3 separate regions of the Homo sapiens genome follow, and regions 2 and 3 are each linked to region 1. A link is an interaction called in ENCODE POLR2A ChIA-PET data of the cell type or tissue named here. Cell type or tissue: GM12878. All regions are shown on one strand. Each heading gives the region's core, and the rest is flanking DNA. Links, peaks and the distances in the headings are about the cores only. Region 1 overlaps SMAP2 (small ArfGAP2). Region 2 overlaps RLF (RLF zinc finger). Region 3 overlaps NFYC (nuclear transcription factor Y subunit gamma).

Region 1 (9,527 bases), core at 1,293-6,292:
GAGCTCTTGATGTTGATTTTTGAGGCTGAACATGCTCTTAGCCTCAAGCAGGTCATATTTGGAATACCTGATGTGTGCTCCTGGTTGCTCAGTGCTTAGGATGCATAAACAGGTAGCTGCAGTCTCATCTCTCAGTATATATACTTTTCAGCAAATCTTTTTTTTCTAGATAAATTGGAAAACTACCTTTTTTCTGCATTTTTCATCTGATGTCATTATGGTATGTAGGTGGCAGCTTTCTTGGGCACAGTTGTCTATATAACTGTTCATCACATGAGTCATTGTCTGTTTCTGTTCTTCTGCCTGAAAATTCCATCTTGGAAATCGTGTCATGCAATCGGTGACTGCGACATTCTACTTGTTATGTACACTGCCACTGGCTTTGTATGTTATGTTGATGGACTCTACCTGTGCTACAGTGAAGGGATAAAGTGACTTATTAAATTGAGTCAGACTCAGTTCCTCCAAATGGTATTTCCTGTAAAAATGATGCCAAGCAAGATTCTGCATAAAACATGCATATGCTTTACACTGTAAGCATACAGTGCCTACCTTTTGTTATTGTGTCTGCTTAAATCCTTACCACAGTTGTACTCCTGTTTGATCAAGTGGCCAGTTTAACTAGATACTAGCTTTGAAGAAGTTCTGTATTGGCCCCTGGAATGTGACAGTTCATACCACATTGAAAAGGTAAGAACCAAGTCTTTGTAGAGTAGAACACCTTAAAGTTAATCCACTTTTACCAAATTCCTCTATTGTTAAAGCAACAGTCCTATATTGGCTAATTTTTAAAATCATAATGTGCCACACTTTACACATCCCTAGAATGTAAGCTAGGGGGCAGGGGCCTATGCCTGTTTTGTTCACTGTAGTGTTCCCAGCACCTAGAACAGTGCTTGGCACAGACCAGGCTCTCAGTAAATATTTGTTTGAATGCATGAATTGATTTTATCATCTGTAAATGTTTTGTTTCATATTAGAAGAGACCTTTTCTAGGTTATCTGAATAATTGTTTTAATTCTTAGGAAAGCTATTAATTTTCTGAAAAATAAGTTTTAAAATATGTTTGGAAGGCCCTATGTCAGTCAAGGACCAGTCAGAGGAACAGAAGCCACTGTTGGTCTTATAAGCAGAGGGAATTTAAAATAGGGAGTAGGTTACAAGGCTGCTAGAAGAGCCAAGAAGCTGAACAGGGGCTGGTGAGGCACCCATTCGATTAGCAATGCCTGGGAACTACTATGCCTGCAAGGAAAATAGTGCACTGGTGTCACCAAGGGCTGGAAGTCCGAGTGGTCTGGTGTGAGCGGAAGCATGGAAAGAGGAGCAGTCTGGTGGCAGCTGGAAGTAGGCCGAGTGAGAGAGCGTATTACCCTGGCTGCTCCCTGCTCCTGCCTCTTATCCTCCTCAGTGCCTCCCATTGATGGAACTTATCCTGAAATCAGTTGGCAAAGGGAGCCTGGGAGATGTAGTTCCCTGTGATCAAGCGGAGCAAGGGAGGGATCCCAGCGCAAACAGGCAAAGACACAAAGGCACTGAATTCTCCAAGATGTAATTTCTTTCCCCTTATAGTATTTGAATTATTTTGGACAAGAGAACGGAAGGGTTTTCCGGCAGATATAACATTGCGTGCTTCTAAAGGATCTTGACTGTTGCTGAAACAATTATTAGTCCCAGGAAGTAATGTAACAACTCAGTCATAGTTTATATACTTAGGGGGTATGACTAGGCAAATTGGCTCCTGTATTGAATATGTATTTGACTGTTGGCTGCTGCCAGGAGCAACTTATCGTTTGGTTACTCAGAAAATAAGTTCCCACCCTGTCAATTCTGGGAAGTCTTAGGTATGGTGTATCCACATTGAGTATATCTACAACTGGACAGCTTGAGTTAGTCACACAGAAGCCATACACAGAAAATGTTGAGGATTGCAGCGTTAAAACATGGTACAGCTCACTCTTTTTTTTTTCTTTCGTTTTTCTGGAGACAGAGTCTTGCTCTGTTGCCCAGGCTGGAGTGCTTTGATGCGATCTCAGCTCACTGCCTCCTCTGGCTCCCGGGTTCAAGTGATTCTCATGCCTCAGCCTTCCAAGTAGCTGGGATTATAGGTGTGTACCTCCATGCCCAGCTAATTATTTGTATTTTTAGTAGACACAGGGTCTCACCACATTGGCCAGGCTGGTCTCAAACTCCTGGCCTCAAGTGAGCTACCTACCCTCCTTGGCCTCCCAAAGTGCTGGGATTGCAGATGTGAGCCACCAAGGCCGGGCCTCAGCTCAGTGTTTTCTTTACAGTTAAGGTAACTGCAGTGTGGCTGTTTTATCTTGTGCTGCATGTTAGTTTAACTAGTCTTATTGATTTGTTTGTTTTACCCCACAACTTCAGATAAGTTTGCACTGGGTGAGGGAGGCAAGATCACTGGGTCTGTTTTCTTCTACCCTGACCTGAAAAAAATATTTTGTCTTGTAAGGAATGTTGCTGCTGCTCCATTTAAGGGCAGAGCTTTCCAAGTTGTGGCTACTTGTTTTCTACGTGATTATAAAAGTGTCTAATGAGTTATATGAGACAAGTTCAGCCCTTTCTAGAAGTGCTTTTTTTGTCAATCAGGTCACCTGCATTTGGGCCCTTGCTATATTAATGGAATTGGTGGAACTAGGCCAGCAGAGTTTTCAGTGCAGTGTGAGTATGTTTGCTTTTAGGCTGTTACTTCCCACAGAGGCCACAGATAAAGGACTCTCGTTGTTTGAGTGAAGTTACCAACTGTAACAATTGCATAGGTTTCCTTGTTTCTTTCTTTTCTCCAAAAAACTCATTTCCTCTTGGCAGGTGTTACTATAATTCACAGGTGTAATGAAAATGTAATTTGGGATTTGAAAAAGCATATCAGACTGCTTCCCAGAGTACCAGTTCTTTTCAGCTGGTCCATTTCAACTTAAGAGGTCCATCTATGCATTTTTGAAGCTTCATATTTAATAAATATAATATTTCACTGCTGTGTTTGACTATTCCGTTTCCCACACTTTCTCCTTCCCTACCCCACTCTTCTGGATCCTGTGTTTCCCCACAGGCTTTGTGAATGCCGGTCCACTGATGGCTGAACTGCAGGTCTCTCCCCAGTGGAAAGCCCCAGAGATGAGCCAGATCTGCCTCAGCTGTGGCCATCCGTCAGCGTAAGGTTGCTCTGGTGGTCGTCTTCAGTTTGTCCAGCTCTTCCCCTTATCCCCCATCCTCCCTCATGTGTGGCTGAAGCTTGCCCTGGAATCCCACCTTTGTAGCATGTCACTCGGTAGTAGTAGAATTTTATTATTGTTGCTTTTTTTCATTTTCAATTAATGTTAAGTGATTCTCTGACAAATTTTGTTGACCATAGCCCTCTTTTCCCCTCAGTTCATAGATTTCCTATAGGAATTCTGGTTTGCTTTTAAATACATATAGAATACAGTTTATTTAAGTTCTGGATTTCATAAGCTTACTTGGAAAATACTTTTTTAAAAAAAACATTTCAGGTCAAAGCTTCCAAAAAGAAATTTCTTAATCTGAAACAATGAGAACTGGGTTCCTCAGGCCTCATGTCATTTCCCCTCACCCACAAATCAAATGTGTAATGCTCTCATTTTATGATGTATTGAAACAGTGAAGCAAATGCGAGAGGGAGAGAGACCTACTCTCAGCTGTAGCTGATAAGTGTGTCCTAGCATGGTGATTTGAGCAAATAGAGCACCTTTTCTTTTCCTTTTCTTCAAATAGCCATGCTGTCTTTTGCAGCAGTTGCTGGTGACGGAATACCATAAATCCCCAGGCCTCTACCACAGAGCTTACATCTTTAGATGTGGGTTTACATGTTAATCCTACAATGTTATTTCACCTCAGTGGTCTGAAGTGCGCACACAGTACATTTTGTTCTTTAACTTCCTCTTTTCTTGTCTAACTGGAAGTCCCCAAATGTGTGGATTTAGAAATGAGTTCTCTAGTGTTTCTAGTTTTGAGTTAAGGAAGTTTTGTCTTGATATTGTTTAGGTGGTTGTTTTTGTTCTGTGCCTTCAAAAATAATTTCTTACAGAATTTTCTGTGTGAACTGGTGACATCATATGCTGTAGTGTAAAGCTTGTAGAGAAGGGGGCATTGGTGTCTTTTTGTTGTTGTTGACACTTTATCACTCCTTATAACTGACACAAACCCTGAGAAGAGAAACAGGAAGGAAACTCCCTGTTCTTACCATGATGCTTTTGTTCAAAATAGCTGAAAACAGCAGAGCTGACGGAAACCAATTTGAGTGTGACAGCTGATTTGAGAAAGAATGAATTAAGAGATTCAGGCTCTTCTGCTATGTTGAAATCATTTTTACTGAAAGATTAGCTGTTTGGAACAGGGATTGACTTTGTCTCTCTGAAAGTAGGCATGAAGAGTTCGGTTAGAGGAACCGTTACAGATGGAGGAGAAACTTGAGGAAAGGTCTTTCCTGTAGTGTGACTACAGTATTAACATTCCCAGATTATATGAAAGAGAAAGGAAGCTTCATTAAATGAAACATTGGAATCAGGAAGACTCCGGCTTGGCTCCCTGAGCATTCTAACTTGTTCTGAGCCTAGTCTCGACAGAAGTAGCCTGACACAAGTGGCTCAGATCAAGGGTCCATATTACGGGCAGAGTAAAAATAGGTCCCAGTTTCATTAGACTTCTCATACATTTAAGGAAAAAAAGATTTGTTGCCATAGGAACAGACCAGTTGTTTTCTGTCTTGTGGGATTTTAGGAGCTGGGGAGATAGGAGGATCCCTGTGCTTATAATCTAAACATCAGTAAATGCTGGTTTTTTTTAAAACAACAACAACTTTATCTTTTATGATTCTGAAACCTATCCACGATAAAAATCATTGGAAAGTATGAAAAATATAATGATGCTGAAGGTATTTTTCATAATTCTTTTTTTTTTTTTTTTTTGGAGACAAGGTCTCTCGCTCCGTCGCCCAAGCTGGAGTACAGTGGCACGATCTCAGCTCACTGCAGCCTCTATCAGGCTTAAGCAGTTCTTCTGTCTCAGCCTTCATAGTAGCTGGGACTACAGGTGCACACCACCACGTCCAGCTAATTTTTGTATTTTTAGTACAGACAGGGTTTTGCCATGTTGCCCAGGCTAGTCTCGAACTCCTGAGCTCACATCATCTGCCTGCCTCGGCCTGCCGGAGTGCCAGGATTACAGGCATCAACCACCATGCCCGGCCTTATTTTTCATAATTCTTATCACCCATTTACTTGAGCTTATACCATAATGATTTTATATCATTCTTTTTTGCTTAACATTTATTATAAGCTTATTTCATGACATTAAAAACGTGTAAATACCTTTATTGTATCCCAGCATTGGAATATGTCATTATTATCTCTTGCCCAATTGTTAATATTTGAATTTTCAATTTTTTAACAATACAAATAAGGAAGTATAAATTTTTGTGTTGTTGTTAGAGTGATGGGTTATTTATGTGTTCAGATTTGAGTAGTCAAGTGGGCCCTCTAATTTAAAAAGTTACCAAGGGGATTCTCTGGGTTGAGCCCACGTAGAGATGGCTTTGCTATGGGCATTATCATTCTGAACTGCTTCATTGCAGTAGATGTCTGCTGAGGCAAGGAATGGGGAATTCGGGAGAACCCTGGTTTCCCCATAAGGGACCTAAGGAACATAAGGGACATAAGGAACAGCTTTATGGGTCATACCACAGCAAGATGGGCCGGCACTTTCACATTGAGAGGTGACAGCGTGCTGGCAGCCCTCACAGCCCTCGCTCGCTCTCGGTGCCTCCTCGGCCTTGGCACCCACTCTGGCCGCACTTGAGGAGCCCTTCAGCCCACTGCTGCACTGTGGGAGCCCCTTCCTGGGCTGGCCGAGGCCGGAGCTGGCTCCCTCGGCTTGCGGGGAGGTGTGGAGGGAGCCAGCTCCGGGAACCGGGGCTGTGTGCCGCACTTGTGGGCCAGCTGGAGTTCCGGGTGGGCATGGGCTTGGCGGGCCCCGCACTTGGAGCAGCCGGCCAGCCCTGCTGGCCCTGGGCAATGAGGGGCTTAGCACCTGGGCCAGCGGCTGCAGAGGGTGTGCTGGGTCCCCCAGCAGTGCCGGCCCACCGGCGCTGCGCTGGATTTCTCACCGGGCCTTAGCTGCCTTCCCACGGGGCAGGGCTCGGGACCTGCAGCCCGCCATGCCTGAGCCTCCCCCCACCTCTGTGGGCTCCTGTGCAGCCTGAGCCTCCCCAACGAGACCGCCCCCTGCTCCACGGCACCCGGTCCCATCAACCACCCAAGGGCTGAGGTGTGTGGGCGCACAGCGCGGGACTGGCGGGCAGCTCCACCTGCAGCCCCAGTGCGAGATCCACTGGATGAAGCCAGCTGGGCTCCTGAGTCTGGTGGGGCCTTGGAGAACCTTTATGTCTAGCTCAGGGATTGTAAATACACCAGTCGGCACTCTGTATCTAGCTCAAGGTTTGTAAACACACCAATCAGCACCCTGTGTCTAGCTCAGGGTTTGTGAATGCACCAATCGACACTCTGTATCTAGCTACTCTGGTGGGGACTTGGAGAACCTTTGTGTGGACACTCTGTATCTAGCTACTCTTGGTGGGGATTTGGAGAACCTTTGTGTCCACACTCTGTATCTAGCTAATCTGGTGGGGATGTGGAGAACCTTTGTGTCTAGCTCAGGGATTGTAAACGCACCAATCAGCACCCTGTCAAAACAGACCGCTCCGCTCTACCAATCAGCAGGATGTGATTGGATGGGGCCAGATAAGAGAATAAAAGCAGGCTGCCCGAGCCAGCAGTGGCAGCCTGTTCGGGTCCTCTTCCACAGTGTGGAAACTTTGTTCTTTTGCTCTTTGCAATAAATCTTACTGCTACTCACTCTTTGGGTCCACACTGCCTTTATGAGCTGCAACACTCACCGCGAAGGTCTGCAGCTTCACTCCTGAAGCCAGCGAGACCACGAACCCACCGGGAGGAACGAACAATTCCAGACGCGCTGCCTTAAGAGCTTTAACACTCACCGCGAGGGTCCACAGCTTCACTCCTGAGCCAGCGAGACCACGAACCCCACCAGAAGGAAGAAACTCCGAACACATCCGAACATCAGAAGGAACAAACTCCGGACACGCCGCCTTTAAGAACTGTAACACTCACTGCGAGGGTCCACGGCTTCATTCTTGAAGTCAGTGAAACCAAGAACCCACCAATTCCGGACACAACATTATATACCTGATGTGCGGAAATACCCTTGCGCCATTGACTAGCATCTTATGTTGTTCATACAGTCCTCATTCACTTAAACTTAGTCCTCTAAGGAGGTGGATTAGAGGTCCTACATTAGTAGAAAGGAGGTAACAGCTACTGCATTATTATTTTTTTTTTGAAGAAGGGCCCTCAGACTGGAGATGAGGACAGGGACTGTGTTTTCATGTCTATCTGCATACTTAATGCACGGTGTCTGGCACATAGTGTCTATGTCCCTATTATGAGCAGCATTATTCTGTTAATGTGTGTTCAGGTCATATGCTTTGTTTTGTTTTTTGATAGTCTTCCTCATACTGTTAGCCCAGATAGCTGAAGATCTGTGACACCAGGAAGCTGAGCAGGTGAATCTCATGGTTGCTTTGTGGTAATTGCTTCTTTGTGCCATTTCATTTCTGTGCTTCTGCCACCTGTGCTGCTTTGGAAGCTGGAGCTAGACATGAAGCGAATCCTCTGCCCTCTCAGTAGGAGGTTTTGGTGTGACACATCATCCTGGGGAAAAATGTAGCATGAAGTGTGAAACAGGAGGCTGAAATAGCAGTCCTTTAGCCCTTTTGTGGGATGGGAGTAAATATTTAGACGTGGTTCTCAGGTGCTGTAGAATTTAATAACCTTGCAGCAGTTTTAGAAACTCCTTGTGCCCACTGGAACAGGTTCGTTTAAAGAATCTTACTTGGGCTCTTTTGAAATTGTGATGCCCCCACCTCCACCCACTCCCCTCCCCCGCCCACCCCCAGACCTGCCCTGAGTTCATCTGCCTAATGTTCCCTTTGCAGGATCTTTGTACTCACATGGCTGGTATCTTTGCCCCACCCCCTTATGCCATATATTTTGACCTCATTGTGTTCTATTCTGAAACGCCTGGGTTTTGAAACATCGTGGTGAATGTTTTCTTTTTCAAAGGGCAAATCTCCATCTTTTGCTCTCCTCCCTTAAGCCAGGGCTGTTTTGATGACTGATATTCTGCACACCACTGGACTAACCAACCATCTGTACTTTGATCCCAGAATTCATTTTGATTCTGCTGTTTGTTTAGAACTGAAAGCTTTCTAGCTTGTTTGGATGTGGTTGTGATTCAGTGAAACTGGCACTGATTTTCCATCTGTTTGCCATTGGTTGGGACTTCTCCAATGTGTTAGGAAAGCTGCTGTGCTGAGTTGCGAAGAGAAATTCACATGTCCATGGTCTTGCACAAGGGCTCATTTGCTCACTTAGAAGGTTTTATGTAGAGCCTCTGCCTGGGTGAAAGACATGAGCTTCCCTGGAAACAATTGAAAAACATCTTCTGCCTGGCCACTCAGTCTTGAGCTCTAGTAGGTTACACTGTTTTTCCCTTCTGGGCTTCTTTTTGAGGAAGGGGAGTGTGGATGGGAAGAAATCTTCACAATCAGTCTCAGATTCCCAGCAGCAGAGAGTGAATTGTATGTTGTAATAATAAAAAAAAGAATACCTAAAGAACAAGATATCAATTTAGTGACCATTATTGAGCATTTACTATGTATAACACACATTTGGGTGTGTAAAGGTGATTCTAATTTCAGTCCAGCTGATCCTTTCTTCTGTGAACTTGGGCAAATGACTTGACCTCTCTAGGCCTTAGTTTCTCCAACTGTGCTTAGACTAGATCATTCCTAAGGTTTGTTACAATTTTAGAATTTTGTACTCTAAACGTGTATCTGTTTGTTACAGAACAAGAGAGGCTTTTCCACAAAATTGACATATTCTTATGTCTCACTTCAAACTAAATGGCTTAAAAATGGTTCCTCTAGAGCAGGATTTCTCAACCTCAGACTATTGACATTTTGGGTGATTCCTTGTTGTGGGCACTGTCCAGGGCATTTTAGAATGTTTAGGAGCCAGCATTCCTGTCCTCTGCCCACTAGATGCCAGTAGCTCTTCCCTACCCCTCTGCCCGTTGTGACAACCAAAAATGTCTCTAGACATCAGCATTGCCCCTTGAGGGGAAATCGTTTCTGTTGGGAGCCATTGGTCTAGAGGAACAAAGATGGGACTATTTGAATATGGGCTGTTTTTAATATCAGTTTTCATGTTATTCCACTATTGCTTATTACCTGTTTAATCAGTAAGCATGCATTAAGTGTATACTATACACAGATGAATGCCGACGCTTGATTATGAGGGACTTTAATGACCATGTCAAGTTTTCAAATGTTGAGTCCACCTGGCCAACTTTGAAATGATTGCCCAGCTGTTAGCGCAGCAGTCCCTACACGCCTACACCCACCAGCCTGCTATTAGCCT
Region 2 (10,321 bases), core at 3,007-8,006, 150 kb before region 1:
TGGAGCCACTAAAGCAACATGGCCTGTTTTACTTGGACTACATTCCAAATGAGAGGGAGAAACTTCTATATTCTTTAGGCCACTACTGTTGTGGGAAGTCTGCCACTCACAACAGAACCAGATCCTAGCTGATACAGGCTAGGTAATGCCTCTCTTTCAAAAAAGCTAGAGTCTCAGCTCGTCTGAAAGGTAGGGAGTTATCTCAATTGATTGTTCACAGTCAGTTACAGACTGAACTCTGTTCTACTCTTTCCCCCTTCTCACTATTACACTTGACTAGTTTTAAAGAAAAAAAAGTTGGAGTCTCAGTTTGCAAGGGATTCTACACTCACTCACTCCCTTTTCACCTACCAGTCCACATCTCTTCTACTCTTCAGGCCAAATATCTTCTTTTTTTTGAGACGGAGTCTCACTCTGTTGCCCAGGCTGGCATGCAGTGGCGTGATCTCAGCTCACTGCAACCTCCGCTTCCCAGGTTCAAGGGATTCTGATGCCTCAGCCTCCCAAGTAGCTGGGGCTTTGGGCCTGCATCACCATGCCTGGCTAATTTTTTGTATTTTTATTAGAAATGGGGTTTTGCCATGTTGGCCCTGCTGGTCTTAAACTCCATGCCTCAAGTGATGTGCCTGCCTCGGCCTCCCAAAGTGCTGGGATTACAGGTGTGAGCCACTGTGCCCGGCCTAAATGCTTTTAAGTCCTTGCTCCTCTGCTCACTAGTTAGTGACATTGGGCAACTTAACGTTCTGAGTGTTGGGGGTTTTTTGTCTATAAAATGAGGATAATACGTGCAAAAAAGTTTATTTCAAATAAGTGCCTAGGCTGTAGTAGGGGTTCTGTAAATCAATGACAGTGATTTCTTTGTGTTCCCAGCATTTAGAATGAATGATGCCCAACACAGAATTAAATGCCTGGCAAATTGTTTACTGATTTAAACAGTGGAATTTACTCCATTATTTTACATTGTATTCTGTTAAATAGTTACAATGTGCCAGCGTTATTATTTCATCTTTATAACCTTAGGAGGAAAATCTGTTATTAACATTACTGTTATCATTTTACCAATAAGGAAACTGAAGTTTAGAGGTTGAGAACTTGTCACTTGTTGTGAAGCTGGGGTTCAAAGGCAGTCAAAGTCTGATTCTAAAGTCTCTGCTCATAGCAGTGCGTTTTAAGCCACTCTGACATATCTTGCTTTTCTTTGCTCATGTCATTTTTGTATTTTATTTCAGCCTCTCAGATAAAAAGAGTTATCTTGTATGTACCAAGCTTTTATCACATATGACCAGGTCTTCCTAATTTTAAACTAGTTTCTGAGAACCTGCTGCCATAGCAAGATTTCTGATTTCTGTTTTTTCCCTGGAAAGCTGAGATTCAGTACACCTGTGACGGTGACTATAAATTACCAGATTCTTTCAGGAGGAAATGGAAAGGATCATTTATTTTATCTTTGAAGTTTTGAAAAATCCAAGTGTTCATGATAGAGAGAATTTTTTTTTTTTTTTTTTTTTTTGAGACGGAGTTTTGCTCTTGTTGCCCAGGCTGGAGTGCAATGGTGTGATCTTGGCTAAACTGCAACCTCCACCTCCTGGGTTCAAGCGATTCTGCTGCCTCAGCCTCCGAGTAGCTGGGATTACAGGCATGCACCACCACACCTGGCTAATTTTGTATTTTTAGTAGAGACGGGGTTTCTCCGTGTTGGTCAGGCTGGTCTCAAACTCAGGTGATACACCTGCCTCGGCCTCCCAAAGTGCTGGGATTACAGGCGTGAGCCACCGTGCCCAGCCAAAGAGAATTTCTTAAATTGAATTTAATCTTAGACTCACATCTATACCTGTGTTTCCTGTTGCTGCCATTTTAAACCCTGCCCCTCTACTCAACATCATTCTATTTTGAATCCTCCAGTGACCTTTTTTATCCTGAATTTCTTTGGATTCACATGCATTTATTGTTTATGCATTCGGGGTACAGATAAATTCCTTGGAAGTAAGGAACTGCTTTAATACACAGTGCCTAGTAAATGTACATTGTTCGTAGTTGTAGCATCTAATTTAGTTCTTTGCATGTTGAGACAAGAAATATCTAAATGTAACTTTCATGAAGAAAGATTTAAGATAAAATTTAGGAACTCTAAAAGTTTTTACAAGCTAAAATTCCTTATCAGTGAAAGTTATATAATCTTTCTGTATGCAAAAAAATAATTTTTTTATCCTCTTTTACTTACAGGCACAAGATGCTGGTCTTGGGGTGTCAATTTTACTGTGTGTCAGAGCTCTTCAACTCAGATCAAGTGAAGATGAGGAAATGAAGGCATCAGTTTGTAAAACAATTGCCTGTCTTTTACCAGAAGATTTAGAAGTTAGACGAGCCTGTCAGCTTACAGAATTCTTAATTGAACCCAGTTTGGATGGATTTAATATGTTAGAAGAACTATATTTGCAACCAGATCAAAAATTTGATGAAGAAAATGCACCGGTTCCAAATTCTCTTCGATGTGAGCTCTTACTAGCTTTAAAAGCCCACTGGCCTTTTGATCCTGAGTTTTGGGACTGGAAAACTTTAAAACGACACTGCCACCAACTTTTAGGACAAGAAGCCTCAGATTCTGATGATGATTTAAGTGGCTATGAAATGTCCATTAATGACACAGATGTTTTAGAGTCATTTCTCAGTGACTATGATGAGGGTAAAGAAGATAAACAATATAGAAGAAGAGATTTGACAGATCAGCATAAGGAGAAAAGAGACAAAAAACCTATTGGCTCTTCTGAAAGATATCAGAGGTGGCTTCAGTACAAGTTTTTCTGTTTGTTATGTAAGCGGGAATGTATAGAGGCTAGAATTCTTCATCATTCTAAGATGCATATGGAAGATGGAATTTACACCTGTCCAGTTTGTATTAAAAAATTTAAGAGAAAAGAAATGTTTGTTCCTCATGTGATGGAGCATGTTAAAATGCCACCAAGCAGAAGGGACCGCTCTAAAAAGAAATTACTGTTAAAAGGCTCTCAAAAGGGTATTTGTCCTAAGAGCCCCTCTGCAATCCCAGAGCAAAACCATTCATTGAATGACCAAGCCAAAGGAGAGTCTCATGAATATGTCACATTCAGCAAATTAGAAGATTGCCACCTGCAAGACAGAGATTTGTATCCATGTCCCGGTACAGACTGTTCCCGTGTGTTTAAGCAATTTAAATACTTAAGTGTGCATCTTAAAGCTGAACACCAAAATAATGATGAAAATGCCAAGCACTACTTGGATATGAAAAATAGAAGAGAGAAGTGTACTTACTGTCGACGACATTTTATGTCTGCTTTTCACCTTCGAGAGCACGAACAAGTGCATTGTGGGCCTCAGCCTTATATGTGTGTATCTATAGATTGCTATGCTAGGTTTGGATCAGTAAATGAACTACTTAACCATAAACAAAAGCATGACGATCTGCGTTACAAATGTGAATTAAATGGCTGTAATATTGTTTTCAGTGACTTGGGACAGCTTTACCACCATGAAGCACAACACTTTAGGGATGCATCTTACACATGCAACTTCCTTGGCTGTAAAAAGTTCTATTACTCCAAAATTGAATACCAGAATCACCTCTCAATGCATAATGTTGAAAATTCAAATGGAGACATAAAGAAATCAGTGAAACTTGAGGAGTCTGCAACAGGTGAAAAGCAAGATTGTATTAATCAGCCCCATCTACTTAACCAAACTGATAAATCACATTTACCTGAAGATCTTTTCTGTGCAGAATCAGCTAATTCTCAAATAGATACAGAAACTGCAGAAAACCTGAAAGAAAACAGTGACAGTAATTCTAGTGATCAGTTAAGTCATAGCTCTTCAGCTTCAATGAATGAAGAGCTAATTGACACACTAGATCACTCTGAAACTATGCAGGATGTATTGTTATCTAATGAGAAAGTCTTTGGGCCCTCCAGTTTAAAAGAAAAATGTTCCAGTATGGCAGTTTGTTTTGACGGGACTAAGTTTACCTGTGGTTTTGATGGCTGTGGTTCCACATACAAAAATGCAAGAGGAATGCAGAAACATTTACGGAAGGTTCATCCATACCATTTCAAGCCCAAAAAGATAAAGACGAAAGATCTGTTTCCCTCTTTGGGTAATGAACATAATCAGACAACTGAAAAGTTGGATGCAGAACCTAAACCCTGCTCAGATACAAACAGTGACTCCCCAGATGAAGGTCTAGATCACAATATTCACATTAAATGTAAACGAGAACATCAAGGTTATTCCTCAGAATCCTCCATTTGTGCTTCTAAAAGGCCCTGTACAGAGGATACCATGTTGGAACTTCTGTTACGCTTGAAACATTTAAGCTTGAAAAACTCAATAACACATGGATCTTTCTCAGGGTCATTGCAGGGGTACCCATCCAGTGGTGCTAAGTCTCTTCAGTCAGTTTCATCTATCTCAGACCTTAATTTTCAGAATCAAGATGAAAACATGCCAAGTCAGTACCTTGCACAGTTGGCGGCTAAGCCGTTTTTCTGTGAGCTTCAAGGATGCAAATATGAATTTGTGACCAGAGAGGCTCTGTTAATGCATTATCTTAAAAAGCATAATTATTCAAAAGAAAAAGTCCTTCAGTTAACCATGTTCCAACATCGGTATTCCCCATTTCAGTGTCATATTTGCCAAAGGTCATTTACAAGAAAAACACACCTTAGGATTCATTATAAAAATAAACATCAAATTGGCAGTGACAGAGCAACTCACAAACTATTAGATAATGAAAAGTGTGATCATGAAGGCCCATGTTCAGTAGATAGGTTGAAAGGTGATTGTTCTGCAGAACTTGGAGGTGATCCCAGTAGTAACTCTGAGAAACCACACTGTCATCCTAAAAAGGATGAATGTAGTTCTGAAACAGATTTGGAATCATCTTGTGAAGAAACAGAAAGTAAAACATCTGACATTTCATCACCAATAGGCAGCCATAGAGAAGAACAAGAAGGAAGAGAGGGCAGAGGTAGCAGGCGAACTGTTGCTAAAGGAAATCTGTGTTATATTTTGAATAAATACCACAAACCATTCCATTGTATTCATAAAACTTGCAACTCCTCATTCACCAATCTAAAAGGCTTAATTCGCCATTACAGAACTGTACATCAGTACAACAAAGAACAGTTATGTTTGGAGAAAGACAAAGCAAGAACCAAAAGGGAACTTGTCAAATGTAAAAAGATATTTGCTTGCAAATATAAGGAATGTAATAAACGCTTCCTGTGTTCCAAAGCTCTTGCTAAGCACTGTAGTGATTCTCATAACCTAGACCATATTGAAGAGCCTAAAGTACTTTCCGAAGCTGGATCTGCAGCAAGGTTTTCTTGTAACCAGCCTCAGTGCCCTGCTGTTTTTTATACATTCAACAAGTTGAAGCACCACTTGATGGAACAGCATAATATTGAAGGGGAAATACATTCAGATTATGAAATTCATTGTGATCTTAATGGCTGTGGCCAGATTTTCACCCATCGCAGTAATTACTCACAACATGTATATTACCGACATAAAGACTATTATGATGATTTGTTTAGAAGCCAGAAAGTAGCAAATGAGAGACTACTAAGGAGTGAAAAGGTATGTCAAACAGCTGATACTCAGGGGCATGAACATCAGACCACCAGGAGATCATTTAATGCTAAGTCTAAAAAATGTGGCTTAATCAAAGAAAAGAAAGCCCCAATAAGTTTTAAAACCAGAGCTGAGGCCCTCCATATGTGTGTGGAGCACTCTGAGCACACACAGTACCCCTGCATGGTTCAAGGATGCTTATCTGTGGTGAAGTTGGAGAGCAGCATTGTGAGGCATTACAAACGCACTCATCAGATGAGTAGTGCCTATTTAGAGCAACAGATGGAGAATCTTGTTGTTTGCGTTAAGTACGGTACCAAAATTAAGGAGGAACCCCCTTCTGAAGCAGATCCCTGTATAAAGAAAGAAGAAAATAGAAGCTGTGAATCAGAGCGCACAGAACACAGCCATTCCCCGGGTGACAGTAGTGCACCCATCCAGAACACTGATTGCTGTCATTCAAGTGAAAGGGATGGAGGTCAGAAAGGGTGCATAGAAAGCAGCTCAGTATTTGATGCAGATACTCTGCTCTACAGGGGAACTTTGAAATGTAATCATAGTTCCAAAACCACTTCCCTAGAACAGTGTAATATAGTTCAGCCTCCTCCTCCTTGTAAAATAGAAAATTCCATACCTAATCCCAATGGGACTGAAAGTGGGACTTATTTCACAAGTTTCCAGCTGCCTTTACCAAGGATCAAAGAATCAGAAACTAGGCAGCATAGTTCAGGGCAAGAAAACACTGTAAAAAATCCAACCCATGTCCCAAAAGAGAATTTTAGGAAACATTCACAGCCCCGGTCATTTGATTTGAAGACTTACAAACCTATGGGATTTGAATCTTCATTTCTGAAATTTATTCAGGAAAGTGAAGAGAAAGAAGATGATTTTGATGATTGGGAGCCTTCAGAGCACTTAACATTAAGTAATTCTTCACAGTCCAGTAATGATTTAACAGGGAATGTTGTGGCAAATAATATGGTGAATGACAGTGAACCTGAAGTTGACATACCTCATTCTTCCAGTGACTCTACAATTCATGAGAACCTGACTGCAATCCCACCTTTAATAGTAGCTGAAACAACAACAGTTCCTTCCTTGGAAAACCTGAGGGTTGTATTGGACAAAGCATTAACAGACTGTGGAGAGCTTGCCTTAAAACAGCTTCATTATCTTCGGCCAGTGGTGGTTCTTGAAAGATCTAAGTTTTCCACACCAATTTTAGACTTATTTCCAACAAAAAAGACAGATGAGCTTTGTGTAGGAAGTTCATAAGTAGCAATTTTGTTTTAGTAACAGACTGGCTCCAACACTGCAACATGGGGACATTTGCCAACTCGAACAAAGGCTGAGAAGCAGCCACACCGTTGTTTAGGGTAGAATAGGCTGTGTATTTACATGAATGTATAATATCTATGTCAGCAGTATTGGCTGAGTCCATTAGCTCTCCAGTTGGTTTAATGATTGGGTTTATTTTTGTTTGTTTGTTTATTAAAAAAATGGAACTGTACACTTGTTTGGTGCTAATTAATACATCAAAATATACTGGGGCTTCCTTTTTCAAATTAAGTGTGCATGATTGTATATGGAACAAATACTAAGGTCCCAGGGTGGGAGGGCTAGGGAAAGGGATATGGAGTTCTTACTTGACTTGAATGTGCACCTGAGGGTGCTTTGTGTAATATATTGTACACTACAGCATCTTATATTTTTTGAGTTGAGTTTCAATAAATTACAATTTTTCACCCATTCGTTGTTTACTCATAATGAGCTTTCATGCCACATGTAAACTGAAATTGCACTTGTATTTTCTGAAATATGCCATTCACATTTTACCCCAGTAATTTTTTTATTTATTATTAGCTAAATCATTCAGAACAAGGTTCTTTTTTTTTTTTTTTTTTTTAAGACAGAGTTTCGTTCTTGTTGCCCAAGCTGGAGTGCAATGGTGCAGTCTCGACTCACTGCAACCTCCTCCTCCCAGGTTCAAGTTATTCTCCTGCCCCGGCCTCCCAAAGTGCTGGGATTACAGGCATGAGCCACCGTGCCCATCCCAGAACAAGGTTCTTTTTATCTTAAAATTTTTGTTTTTGTGGAAAGATAATTCTGAGATTAATTAGCTGCGGGAGTCAAGATAGCTCCCAGAGGATGTCCAGATGTTGGCCGAGTAGAAAGGAGAGGATATGCCAACCTAGAACATGAAGGACGTAGCAAATTCAGAGGGCATGTTTCTAGGAAACTACAAATAATTTGATATGCTGGCAATAAAAGGGGAACAAGAGAGTGACATCATTGTAGAGATAGCAGGAACTAAATCATGAAGACTAAGGAGTTTGGATTTGAGTCTATAGGCATATATCAGTTGAAGTGTGGAGTGCTCACTTGATTTGAGAAGCTGAAATTGGAAACAGTATACTTGAAGTAATTGAGGCAAGCTTGGTGAGTGTATTTACTGACAATTGCAGCAGAAGGCAGAGTAGATGAAGTATTTAAGGAGACAGGATTTTGGGGGCTTGGAGAGTGAAGGAAAAGATTTGGTACTGATGCAACCATTTTAAGTAGGTATACAAAGAAGGAATGAATATTTGGGAAGATAATGGAAACCAAGGTGAGTTTGGCTTTTAGATGTGTTGAGTTTCATTGGACTGTGGGATGTCTGTCTAATGAGGATAGCAGTATATCCTTTTAATACAGCAGCTTCATTTCCTGTTGCTTGTGAAGTTTTCAACTACTTTCATTAGCTAGTAATGAAGTGACTCAGACAACTAACATCTCTTTCTCATCCTTGTGGTTAGATTTTTTTTTTTTTTCAACGGAGTCTTGCTTTGTCGCTCAGGCTGGAGTGCAGTGGCGCGATCTCGACTCACTGCAACCTCCGCCCCTCCAGGTTTAAGCAGTTCTCTGCCTCAGCCTCCAGAGTAGCTGGGATTACAGGCTTGTGCCACCACGCCCGGCTAATTTTTTGTATTTTTAGTAGAGACAGGGTTTCACCATCTTGGCCAGGCTGGTCTTGAACTCCTGACCTCGTGATCCACCCTCCTCGGCCTCCCAAAGTGCTGGGATTACAGGCGTGAGCCACCACACCCAGTCTATTGTGGTTAGAATTTCAAGACCTTTTCTCTGACTCTTAAACCTTATTTTCTTGTTTTGTCAGCTCTTCAGGAATTTCATTCTGTCACCTCACCCTGAGTCTAAAGCACTCCCATAACCAAGTCGTTTATTGTCTCAGATCCCAGTAGGTAACAGAGGATTCTGAGAAATCCAAGTGATCTGAGTAAGACTCTGTTGAAAGAAGTGGCAGAAACAAGGATCTTAGAGACTGAGACCAGTATTGTTTCTTTGGAATCAAGCTAATTTCTTCAGTGGCTTTAATTTCCTCACTTACGAAGGGAGGAGGTAGAGGTGAAAGGTCCCTTTTTGTGATATGAGCATGAGAAGCACCTGTAGGCCTAGTAAAAATTCCTCATACGAGAGAGATGGTTAGTCCAGAGTAAGAGAAAGCTACTAAGACTGAACTATATCCATTCAACCACACAGAACTTGTAGCCCCTGGAAGGACCAAGTGAGGCCATTCACAGTGGAACTAAACCTAGATTTTAAGAACCCAATTAGGCCGGGCGCGGTGGCTCATGCCTGTAATCCCAGCACTTTGGGAGGCTGAGGTGGGCGGATCATGAGGTCAGGAGATCAAGACCATCCTGGCTAAGACGGGGAAACCCCGTCTCTACTAAAAATACAAAAAATTAGCTGGGCATGATGGCACACGCCTGTAGTCTCAGCTACTTGGGAGGCTGAGGCAGGAGAATCGCTTGAACCCGTGAGGCGGATGTTGCAGTGAGCCGAGATCGCGGCATTGCACTCCAGCCCAGGTGACAGAGCGAGACTTGTCTCAAAAAAAGTAAAATAATTCAAGTATAAGCCTAAGTAGTTGATCCCAAGATCACTGTCTATCCCAGTTAGAGCAGCTTGCATCATTTGATCTTTATTAAAGACTTTTGGCTGGGCGCGATGGCTCGCACCTGTAATCCTGGCACTTTGGGAGGCTGAGGCGGGTAGGTAACCTGAGGTCAGGAGTTTGAGACCAGGCTGACCAACATGGAGAAACCCCGTCTCTACTAAAAATACAAAAATTAGCTGGGTGTGGTGGCAGATGCCTGTAATCCCAGCTACTCAGGAGGCTGAGGCAGGAGAATCGCTGTTGGACCCTGAAGGTGGAAGTTGGAGTGAGCTGAGATTGCACCATTGCACTCCAGCCTGGTCAACAAAGCAAGACTCCATTTCAAAAAAAAAAAAAAAAAAAGACTTTCCTGTTTAAACCAGCATGAGTGACTATACGATAATACAGGGCAAAGGGTTATTTTTTTAGCTTGTAGTAATCATTTTAACTTGATATCTCTGGAATTTGTCCCAACCCTGGCACAGACCTGAAAGCACTGACTTTGTTTTCAAAGCTTTTTCAATTCAAGAGTGCCTCCAAAATGGTGAGTAGGAATGAAGACTTCCAGACACTTCTATTCTTGCCTTTACCCAGAATTCTCTTGCTTCAGTGTTTTCCCCATTTTCATGAGCCCATGTGTGAAATAGGGTAAGGAACTGTGGAGGAGAAAGTTTTTTATTAGCCTTCCTCAGGGTATTCCATTCTCAATCTATCCTTTCTCAGTCCCAAAAGGCCTACTGAGCTGAACTGCCTAAGACATAATCATTCACCAAATATTTA
Region 3 (10,321 bases), core at 3,075-8,074, 320 kb after region 1:
CCACCATGCCTGGCTAATTTTTGTATTTTAGTAGAGATGGGGTTTCACCACGTTGGCCAGGCTGGTCTCAAACTCCTGACTTCAGTTGGCCTCCCAAAGTGCTGGGATTAAAGGCATGAGCCACTGCGCCCGGCCTACCTTTCTAACTCTACTTCTAGCTTCTTGCTTCTGGGCTGCTGCTATACCAAACAGGAATGTAATACTTTCTGTCAGCTTCAGGCCTTTGCACATGCAGTTCACTTTGTCTATCTTGGTTTTTATTCTTAGGATTTTAATTCTCCTAAGAAGCTTTCTCTGACCAGCCTAAAACTTACGTAAGCCCTGGGTTAGGTGCTATGCTTATGTCCTCCCATAGCATTTTGCATTTGCATGTGTTGTAACTCTTAATGTACAGCATCATGATTGCCTATTTTAACTTTCCTGTTTGTTACAGTAGACTTTAATCTCTTTAAGGACAGGAACTGTGTCTTGTTTAGAATCCCCAGAGCTTATTTAGTACAATGGCTATGCTTATAATTTAAGTATTTATTGAACAAATGAAATTTTCCTAAGCCCTAAAACCTTGCAAGATGTTTTAGTGCAGGAAACTGGCCTCGATGGAGTTGAATAACTAGCACGAGGTCACTCACCTAAAAAGTGGTGAGGAGGGATTAAAATCTAAATCTGTTTAGCTGTAAAGATTGGGCTTTTTTTCTTGCTGCTGCACATGACTGCTCTCTCTCATGTTGCCTTTACACATCCCTGTCAAGTGTTCAAACAGCCCGTGCCTAACAACCCCATCCATAGCTTCTGAGGAAAGTTGTGTCATCTTTGGACAGCTCTGAGAGCTGAAGCGAGTCTTTGCAGAATAATTTCCCATCTATTGGTCTTAATTTATGCTTTGGAGAATATAACTTATTTTCAAAAAACAAATAATTCAGAATTTGTCATCTCCTTAAGGTCCATTTATTAGTTTATTTCATTCCTTCATTCACTGATAACCATTTACTGAGCACCAGTGCAATGTTCCTTTATTCTAATGACGTGGTCATTGCTCAGAATGTTTCTGGGCCTTTTTTGGGGATTATCTTCAGAACTTTTTTTTTTTTTTTTTTCGAGAGGGAGTCTCTCTTTGTCACCCAGGCTGGAGTGCAGTGGCGTGATCTTGGCTCACTGTAACCTCCGCCTACCAGGTTTAAGCGATTCTCCTGCCTCAGCCTCCCGAGTAGCTGGGACTACAGGTGTGTGCCACCAAATCTAGCTAATTTTTTGTATTTTTAGTAGTGGTGGGGTTTCACCATGTTAGCCAGGATGATCTGGATCCCCTGACCTCGTGATCTACCTGCCTCGGCCTCCCAAAGTGCTGGGATTACAGGTGTGAACCACCGCACCCGGCCTATCTTCAGAACTTCTATCAGATTATTTTGAAGATGTGTGAACATATTTTTGTTTGTTTGTTAAACCTTGAAGGTGGATTGGATTTGAGAAATAGCTACTAGTTGTTCAAGACCAAGTTGGGTGAGAGATAATGGGTCAGAAATTATAATCTGGCAGTCCTCAATTTTCTTTGATTTGCTTATAATGTTTTTTGAGATGGAGTCTCACTCTGTTGCCCAGGCCGGAGTGCAGTGGCATGATCTCGGCTCACTGCATCCTCCACCTCCCAGGTTCAAGCGATTCTGCTGCCCCAGCCTCCCGAGTAGCTGGGATTACAGGCATGTACCAGCACGCCCAGCTACTTTTTGTATTTTTAGTGGAGACGGGGTTTCCCCATGTTGGCCAGGCTGGTCTTGAACTCCTGACCTCAGGTGATCCACCCACCTCGGCCTCCCAAAGTGTTGGGATTACAGGCATGAGCCACCACGCCTGGCCTATGTTTTGTTTTTTTTAAAACTTGAACCGAAACTTAAAATAGAAAGATTTGACATTAAAACAGTCTGTCTTTTACTTCTTAAAGAATCTGGGCTGGGTGCAGTGGCTCACACATACAATCCCAGCATCTTGGGAGGTTGAGGTGGGAGGATCACTTGAGCCCAGGAGTTTGAAACCAGCCTGGGCAATATGGGGAGACCCTGTCTCTACAAAAAAAAATTAAAAATTAGCTGGGTGTGGTAGCGCATGCCTGTGCTCCTAGTTATTCAGAAGGCTGAGGCAGGAGGATCACTTGAGCCCAGGAGGTCAAGGCTGCAGTGAGCTGTGATCATGCCACTGTACTCCAGCCTGGGCAATTAGCCCTAAAAAAAAAAAAAAGAATATGAAGCTCTTATTGCAGTTAACCACATTTCCTACATGGCCCTCTTCAGTTGGAGCTGTGTAGTGGTCACTCCTTTAGATGAGTCACACACTTGCCAGTTTTCCTCAATCCCTGCTACTCCGTTATTTCACTGACACTGTGGCTAAAATCGGATTTGATTTATATCTTTATGCTTTGGGGATATATGTAGATAAAAATAAAGACACTTGCTGCCTTCAAGAAGCCCTTCTTTGGTAATAGAGGCATGTTAAAAAATAGTTATGTGTACCTGCTGTATAATCAAGTGTATATTTAGATATTAATTGGGCACCTACCACATTCCAGATAATATGTTGAGTGCTTTCACTTATTTAAGCCTCAACACTCCTGTTAGTTGGTGTTATTGCCTCCATTTTACACAGGAGGAAGTGAGCTCAGAAATGGTTAAGTATCTTGGCCAATATGCAGCTAGTAAGCAGGTAGCTATGATTCAGAAATCATTCTCCCAACCAAGAGCAAAATTCTCACTTTACCTTCTTTGAGAGTATTAAAGCTTCAACCGTGTAACCAGAGTTACTGGTTTTGTCTCATAGTGATTTAAGTGTTTTTTTTTTTTTTGGAGACAGCTCTGTCTCCCAGGCTGGAGTGCAGTGGCGCGATCTCTGCTCACTGCAACCTCCACCTCCCAGGTTCAAGCAGTTCCCCTGCTGCAGCCTCTTGGGTAGCTGGGACTACAGGCGCCCGCCACCACGCCCGGCTAATTTTTTGTATTGTTAGTAGAGACGGGGTTTCACCGTGTTAGCCAGGATGGTCTCGATCTCCTGAATTCGTGATCTGCCCCCCTCAGCCTCCCAAAGTGCTGGTATTACAGGCGTGAGCCACAGCGCCCAGCCTGATTTGAGTGTTTTTTAGGGTAAGAAGATGCAGTTGTCTGGTGTAGAGGGCTGCTGAGATCCAGGACCAGGGAAGAATGTTAGCTGAAATCCTAGAGATTCTGTTAGGTTCTCAGTCCACAGTAATGACAGGTAGAAGAGAAAGCTATAGTAAGAGTGAATGGATTCAGCTGCCAAATGGAATTCAAGAATAATTTGGGTTCTCTTCCCACTGTGGCTTGAATTCTAAGGTAAGTGTTGATGAGAAGTAGGACTTGAGGTCTTTTCCTTGCAAACTGCCAAGAAGTAATAAAAACTACGCTGAAGACCTTCATAGAGTGTTAAAGGTCATGATTGGGTTAATCTGGTACATCCGAAGCAGAGTCGGAGGGCCAGCTTTTGGAACAGTGATCAGACATTTGGTGGGATTAGTGGTGAAAAACCTGGGTTTCCAGCATAAAAAGTGGAGAATTTTATGGCTCCTGGTAGTCTTCCCATACTGTCCTTTATGGCTAAGGAGTTGCTTTCTGCAGGCCTGCAGAATATGCTAGAGATAGAAGAGAGGTGTTTCTTCAAAGTGGCTTCAGGGCCTTAAGCAGGTCTTCTCCCTTTCTGAACCTTAACCGTCTATAAATCAAGGAAGTTGAATTGGATGACATTTAATACTTTCCATTTTTTCAATGCTTATTCAGGCATAGTACAATATGCTTTACATATATTACCTTGTTTAATCCTTAAAATGGCTCTCTGGTATACATGGTGATATCTATACATTACAGATAAGGAAACTGAGGCTCAGGGTTAGTACAGTGTCATATAATTAATAAGTAGAGTCAGAACTTGAAACTAACACTGCCTTCCAAGTGCTTAGTTGTTTTGCCATACTGGCACTAATTAGTAATCAGCGAGGTTGTGAACATGTTCTCCCTATTCTTCTGCTCCCCACCCCCACCCTTCACATGAGCTGCTTTTCCTTGTCAGCTGACTGGCCCTCAGGTGTTCTGGGGCTAAGAGAAGCTCCAGTACAGATAAGGCCTGTTGGCCTTCTGCCTTCTCTTCCCAGGATGGGAGTAGCTATTCAGAATCTGTAATCTAAACTTTTGAGAAAAGAATTACAGTACCTATAACACATCGTGTTAACATAACCAAACTCTTTATTTGGATGCCATTGTGAAATTGTCTCACAACCCCTTCAAATTTTAACAGTGTACTCTTGTTAATGATTTACCTAGTTGTTTCATGCTCTTATAAATGTGGTTTGTTACTGGTTAAATGGTCCTAATAATTTAGTAGTAAAATTTGTAACAATTTATAGGGTGATATTTGGTCATACCATTGGCTAGGTCTCTAACTGGCATATCAAATTTAACATTAGTCAGATTTTTAAATTTTAATATTTATTTATTTATTTACTTGAGGTAGAGTCTCACTCTGTCGCCCAGGCTGGAGGGCAGTGGGATGATCACGGCTCATTGCAGCCTTGACCTCCTGGGTCAAGTGATCCTCTGGTCTCAGCTTCCAAAGTAAGTGGGACCACAGGCGTGTGCCACCACACCTAGCTAATTTTTGTATTTTTTATAGAGATGGGGTCTCACTATGTTACCCAGGCTGGTCTCAAATGCCTGAGCTCAAGTGATCCTCCTTCCTTGGCCTCCCAAAATGCTGGGATTACAGGTGTGAGCCAACACGCCTGGCCCAGATTTTTAATTTTTAAATTTGTTGAAGTTGGATAATGGTTTATGCTATCTACACATATATATGGCACCTAAGAATTTCCATGGATGTGCCCTGAGGTGCTCCATGTCTTGGTAAGCAGTGTGGTGCAGCGGAAAGAGTACCACTCTCGGTGGGACCCAAGTTTGAATCCAGATGTATGGCTAGGGACCAGTTTTTGTAACTTCTTTGAACCTCACTCTTTCTCACTGGTAGAAGGGTATTGTAGTGAGAATTAGAGGGGTAAAGTCTGTAATATACCTAGCACAGAACCTGGCACTAGTAGGTGTTCAGAAATCATTTCATTTCATCATGGGAAATGAGTGGAATGTAGAGAAGTTAATATGGCAGAGTGATAGGGCAGACCACCTTGCTCCTATTTCGGGTCCCTGCTGAATCTCTGCACATGTCAAGGATGAGTTCTCATGTATGGTCAAATGAGGAGTTTCTAGAAAAGAGCTCGTCTACCTAGCAAAACAATTGTATTTTTCAGTCCTAGGATATTTAGCTTTGGTGGGAGGAAGCAGATCTAAGGAGATTGTTAAAGGCCTCAGGTAATGAATGGTGAGATGCTTGTATTTGAATGTGTTGCTAAAAAAAAATAATGAAAAGAAAAGAAAAACATGCTAATTGATTTTCACCACATTAGGAGCTGCCTCTTAAAAAACCGAAGCAGTTGGTCCAAAATCCATAAGAAAATCTTTGACTACCACTGGTAGACTTCAGCACCTTGGAATGTTTTCAATAACCACAGTGAGACTAGTAAGAATACTTATAATATCTCTTCTGAGATCAGCTCTGCTGTGCTTATTCTTAAAAATATGGGGCCGGGCGTGGTGGCTCATGCCTGTAATCCCAGCACTTTGGGAGACCGAGGTGGGTAGGTTTTCTGAGGTCAGGAGTTTGAAACCACCCTGGCCCACATGGTGAAACCCTGTCTCTACTAAAACTACAAAAATTAGTCGGATGTGGTGGTGGGCACCTGTAATCCTAGCTACTCGGGAGGCCGAGGCATGAGAATCGCTTGAACCCAGGAGGCAGAGGTTGCTGCGAGCTGAGATCGCACCGTTGTACTCTAGCCTAGGTGACAGAGGGAGACTCTGCCTCAAAAAAAAAAAAGAAAATTTTTTTATATATATATGGTAGAAGGCTGGGGTGCAGTGGCTCACTCCTGTAATCCCAGCACTTCAGGAGGCCGAGGTAGGTGGATCACTTGAGGTCAGGAGTTCAAGACCAGCCTGGCCACCATAGTCAAACCCTATCTCTACTAAAAATACAAAAATTAGCTGGGCATGGTGGTGGGTGCCTGTAGTCCCAGCTACTAAGTAGATCACTTGAACCCAGGAGGTGGAGGTTGCAGTGAGTCAAGATCACGCCGCTGCACTCCAGCCTAGGCAACAGAGTGAGACTCCATCTCCAAAAAAAAAAAAAAGAGAGAGAGAGAGAAAAATTTATCCTCGTCCAGGCACAGTGGCTCACGCCTGTAATCCCAGCACTTCGGGAGGCAGGGGCAGGAGAATCCCTTCAGCCCAGAAGTTCGAGACCAGCCTGGGCAACATGGTGAGAACCCATCTCTACCAATTTAAAAAAAGAAAAAAAAAAAACAAGAAAAGAAAGAAATAGAAAAATTAGCGGGGGTGGTAGCACACACCTGTAGTCCTAGCTACTCAGGAGGCTAAGGTGGGAAGATCGCTTGAGCCCAGGAGGCGGAGGCTGCAGTAAGCCGAGATCGTGCCTCTACACCCCAGCAACACCCCAGCTTCGGTGACAGAGCCAGACCCTATCTCAAAAAAAAAAAAAAAAAGAATGAAAGAAATAACGAATTTATCCTCTGGAATGTCAAACTCTGTGACTGCCCTAAATAAATCAGTTAGTCCATCAAATTATAATGTGCTTTTAGTAATACATCGTCAGCCCTCTGCATCTAAGGATTTAACCAACCATGGGTCAAAAATATTTTTAAAAATTGTGTCTGTACGGAACATATGCAGACTTTTTTTCTTGTCATTATTCCCTAAACAATACAGTATAACAACTACATATATAGCATTTACATTTTATTAGGTATTATACATAACCTAGCGATTATTTAAAGTATGGAGGAAGCTGGGCAAAGTGACATGCACCTGTAGTTTCACCCAAGTTGGAAGCTGCAGTGGGAAGATTGCTTGAGCCCAGGAGTTTGAGGCTGTTGTGCCCTGATTGTGCCTGCATAGCTACTGCATTGCAGCCTAGCAACATAGTGAGACACCATCTCTTAAAAACAAGTATACATGGGAATGTGCAAGTGTTTTATGCAAATACTATACCATTTTATATTAGGGACATGAGCACCCAAGGATTTTGGTATCCATGAGAGGGTTGGCTGGGGAGTATCCTGGAACCAGTCTCCCATGGATACCAGGGGATGATTGTATTCACTAATGTTCTAGCTTTTTTGTCATTCCCCCCAACCCCTTATCATTATATTTCCTTCTTAGGTTCCTGGTTGACTTTCTAGAAATGCCACTTCCATTGTCCCTGCCGCTAACTTCATACATTACCTTAAAATTTTCCTATTTAAATTAGTTTGTGTTTTAAAATAAAGTGCTTTGCCTTGATACCAGTCTGTGCCTTTAAAGTGCCACTAACATAATGACAGATGCCTTTTAGAAATCATGCAAACTATTGTATGGCCATTGGCATCACTCTGTTAGTGTTAAAGAAGCTGTATTTTCTTTGGATTAGCCCTACCCAGTTTTGTTTTTCTTCTGTTAATGCTCAACAGAAAACTGAAGATGGTCACAACTTTCCGACCTTGTGCACATTGCTTCTCTGGTCTATTGCCATAGGATACCGTAGCAGTATCTTACAGACATCTTTGATGGCCAATCAGAAGCAGTTAAATTACCTTAAATTTTTTAAATGGAACTCTGACAGCCAATAAGAAATCCCGTGGGTGGGAACACTAACAACCCTTTGGCTTGTTTTTAAGAACAATTCTAAATTTTCAATATTCTGTTTTAGAAGCACATGATGCCCTAGTGCAGCTGCTATGTGCATTTGCCAGACATTTCCACGCCTTAGAGTTCCCCATAGTTTGAAGTCTGAATCTGACCCCTGTTCTGCTTCTCAAGGTAACTTTAAAACAGGAAGTGTACAAAAGAGGTAACTGATGACGTGAACAGCCAATCGTGGCTTTGTGTTCTTAGCCGATAAAGCAGTTCAGCCAATGGGACCACTGTGGAGGCAAGGTTTGGTGTCAAATAGCATGCTAGATTGAATGCCTTTGACTGTTAAAGTGGAAGGAGGCTGCAGGGCTTCATTGGAGCCTCGGAGTTTTTCACTGAGGCAGGGGTCAGCTGAAAGACAAAGAAAAATGGCGAATAGTTTGTTGGGGGGTGGGAGGACAGCTGTTCGGGTTTTCAGTGGAGTGGACATTCCAGACTCATGTTTCTGCATCTCCTGCTGCCTTTTGTTTCCTCCGTCCTTTGGGGGGTAGGGATAGGAGTGACTTAAATTCTCCCAGTCGGTGGAGGTATAAATAACTACATGTAAAATTAATGCAGTTCCCGGTAAGTTTAATTCTTTGTTTTGTGTTGAAATGATAGAAACTGTTTAGCTTCAGAGAGTGTAGACAAGTTGCACTGTTCAGAAAATGGCCACTTTACATTCCATGCATACCTTTTGGTGCACCTAGAATACCTTGCTGTGTTTAGATTTTGCATGTCCTTCAACTAGGATTTCTTTCCTAGTTGGGTATCGACAAGATCAGGTACATGGAGAAAGGCTAATCATTTTTCAGGGGCACACAGAAGCAAAACACTTTTCTCTTTGCATTGGGTAAACTTAACTGTTTTCCAAATAATTTTCCTTTGTTCAAGTGCCCTGAAGCTTTCCTACGGAATAAGCTGGGTTGTTGTGAGAGTTTTTCTATTTCCATGCACTTTGTTGACATCTGTGTTTTCAGATATGGAAGCAACACTGTTGCTGTTAGAAATTTGTGTGAAAATACGATTTGCACTGCTGCAGGTTCTAATGGTGAAGGCCCACATGCCAGTGTGAAATTTTCCCATAACTTTCTTGATTTACCAGTCTACCTCTAGATTCTAATAAGTAGTAGTTAATGTAGTAACAATCTTTGTTTTTAATGCACATTTTAGCTTAGAATGCTGGTTAGAAATATCTTCACTTATATTGACAGTGATGAGCAAATATTTTTCCACAGATTTCACACATTTTGTCAGGTGTTGATTTAGTTCTTTAAAATGATGTGAGCAAAGTGCTTTCCATTTTTCCGTATTAAATATTTAAAATCCTGCAGTTTGTGAATAGGAAAGTTAAGAGTATAGGCACCCTATCTTTTGCCCTTGATATGTATATATTTTTCTCTTTATGGATATAAAGCTAATGTAGGTTGCTAATCAGTAACCAGCCAGTTCTCATGAACAGTGAAATCTTCAATCCCACATACTAAGATCTATAATACACCTGATTTTAAAATGCAATTCTTTGTTTTCTTTTTATTTGCAAATATGGAATGAAGGTCATTGGAACATTTCTGCAGCAGACTCAGTGTGGAGCCGTCAGCCAGCAGCACTTAGTCTCTGGGTACGGAAAAGGAGCAGGCCCTATTAGAGGAGAAGTTTCGAGGGTGTCGATTTGCCTTCCCTAGCTTCCCCTCTAATAAAGGATTTACCTTAGAGGACTGATAGGATTTAGATTCGGGGCTCTTGGAGTTGTAATGATATAGCAAGTCAAAGTTCCTGGATGCAGGCCTCTGTCGTTGCTTGCAAAAGTGACCTTGAAAAACTGCTGGGGAGTTGAAAGATTGAAGGACAAAGTTTGTTTATACAGATTTGGACTGAAAAGCTCTATTTAAGATGAAAAGAGACTGTACTTCTGATATTCAAGTCGAGTGGTTAGTAGGAATATGTTATAGATTCAGATTAGGAATTTTCAGGGAATAAGACAATAGGGCTGCATTCATTCTCTCTCCCACTCTTTTTACTTCCCTCCCCCCAGCAAAAAATTCTAAATTCTTTTGGTATGATAGCTGAGTGAACTGCCTAACAGATTCAGAATTCCTTGCATGCTACCTTGTCTTCTTTGTAATCTAGAGGGTTCTTAGTGAAGGGGATAGATAGTATTTTAGGAGTTCAGAGTAGTTGTATTTGTGAAAGTTTTGGGGAATTAGAATGCTTATAATAAGAAAATGTTCATTCTGGGAATTTAAGTCCTAAGATGAAGAAGTATGTGTTAAGGATTACATTTTAAGAGGTAGTTATTTTGATTTAAATTTATTTGTTTGTCATTGATTATTTATATGTTATCAGTTGTTCCAGATTATATATATGATTTTAAAAACAGTTGTAGGTGCTGACTTGACCCTGTTGGCCCTAGGAGAAGGCCTGCAGCAGGGGAGGCAAAAGTGAAGGTGTGGTACAGTATGAAGTAAACTATAAACTTGAGAACTTTGTGGATTTGGCTTCTTGGAAAGATGCCCAGTCACTGCCTCTAGCCGAGGTTCTTCACCATTCTCTTT

What was found. ChIA-PET counts read pairs that join two places held together with the same protein. Peaks named below come from ENCODE experiments on the same cell type or tissue, not always from the same donor. Only the 100,000 strongest peaks of a DNase experiment are listed, where the experiment ranks them.
Region 2: POLR2A ChIA-PET joins it to region 1 with 6 read pairs; 6 of 35 experiments call an interaction of 5 or more read pairs at or near these places.
Region 3: POLR2A ChIA-PET joins it to region 1 with 5 read pairs; 4 of 35 experiments call an interaction of 5 or more read pairs at or near these places.

What each region holds. Positions count from the first base shown.
Region 1 is chr1:40,381,935-40,391,461 of GRCh38, forward strand. All of the region lies in intron 1 of SMAP2 (small ArfGAP2), which reads left to right. Among named protein-coding and RNA genes, the nearest start is that of SMAP2, 13 kb to the left of the region's middle. RefSeq lists an enhancer at 3,811-4,080. In GM12878, for the core only: no CTCF peak of the experiment used is centred there; a DNase peak (open chromatin) is centred at 3,897; H3K4me3 peaks cover 4,031 bases; H3K27ac peaks cover 4,675 bases.
Region 2 is chr1:40,233,569-40,243,889 of GRCh38, forward strand. It overlaps RLF (RLF zinc finger), which reads left to right. Exons shown (of 8, transcript NM_012421.4): 8 at 2,224-7,353. The coding sequence ends at 6,879. Among named protein-coding and RNA genes, the nearest start is that of TMCO2, 9.2 kb to the right of the region's middle. RefSeq lists an enhancer at 8,239-8,288. In GM12878, for the core only: no CTCF peak of the experiment used is centred there; no DNase peak of the experiment used is centred there; H3K27ac peaks cover 364 bases.
Region 3 is chr1:40,701,266-40,711,586 of GRCh38, forward strand. The region is part of intron 1 of NFYC (nuclear transcription factor Y subunit gamma); the gene reads left to right. Among named protein-coding and RNA genes, the nearest start is that of NFYC-AS1, 14 kb to the left of the region's middle. RefSeq lists a silencer at 7,549-7,598 and an enhancer at 7,641-8,267. In GM12878, for the core only: no CTCF peak of the experiment used is centred there; a DNase peak (open chromatin) is centred at 7,956; H3K4me3 peaks cover 1,100 bases; H3K27ac peaks cover 948 bases.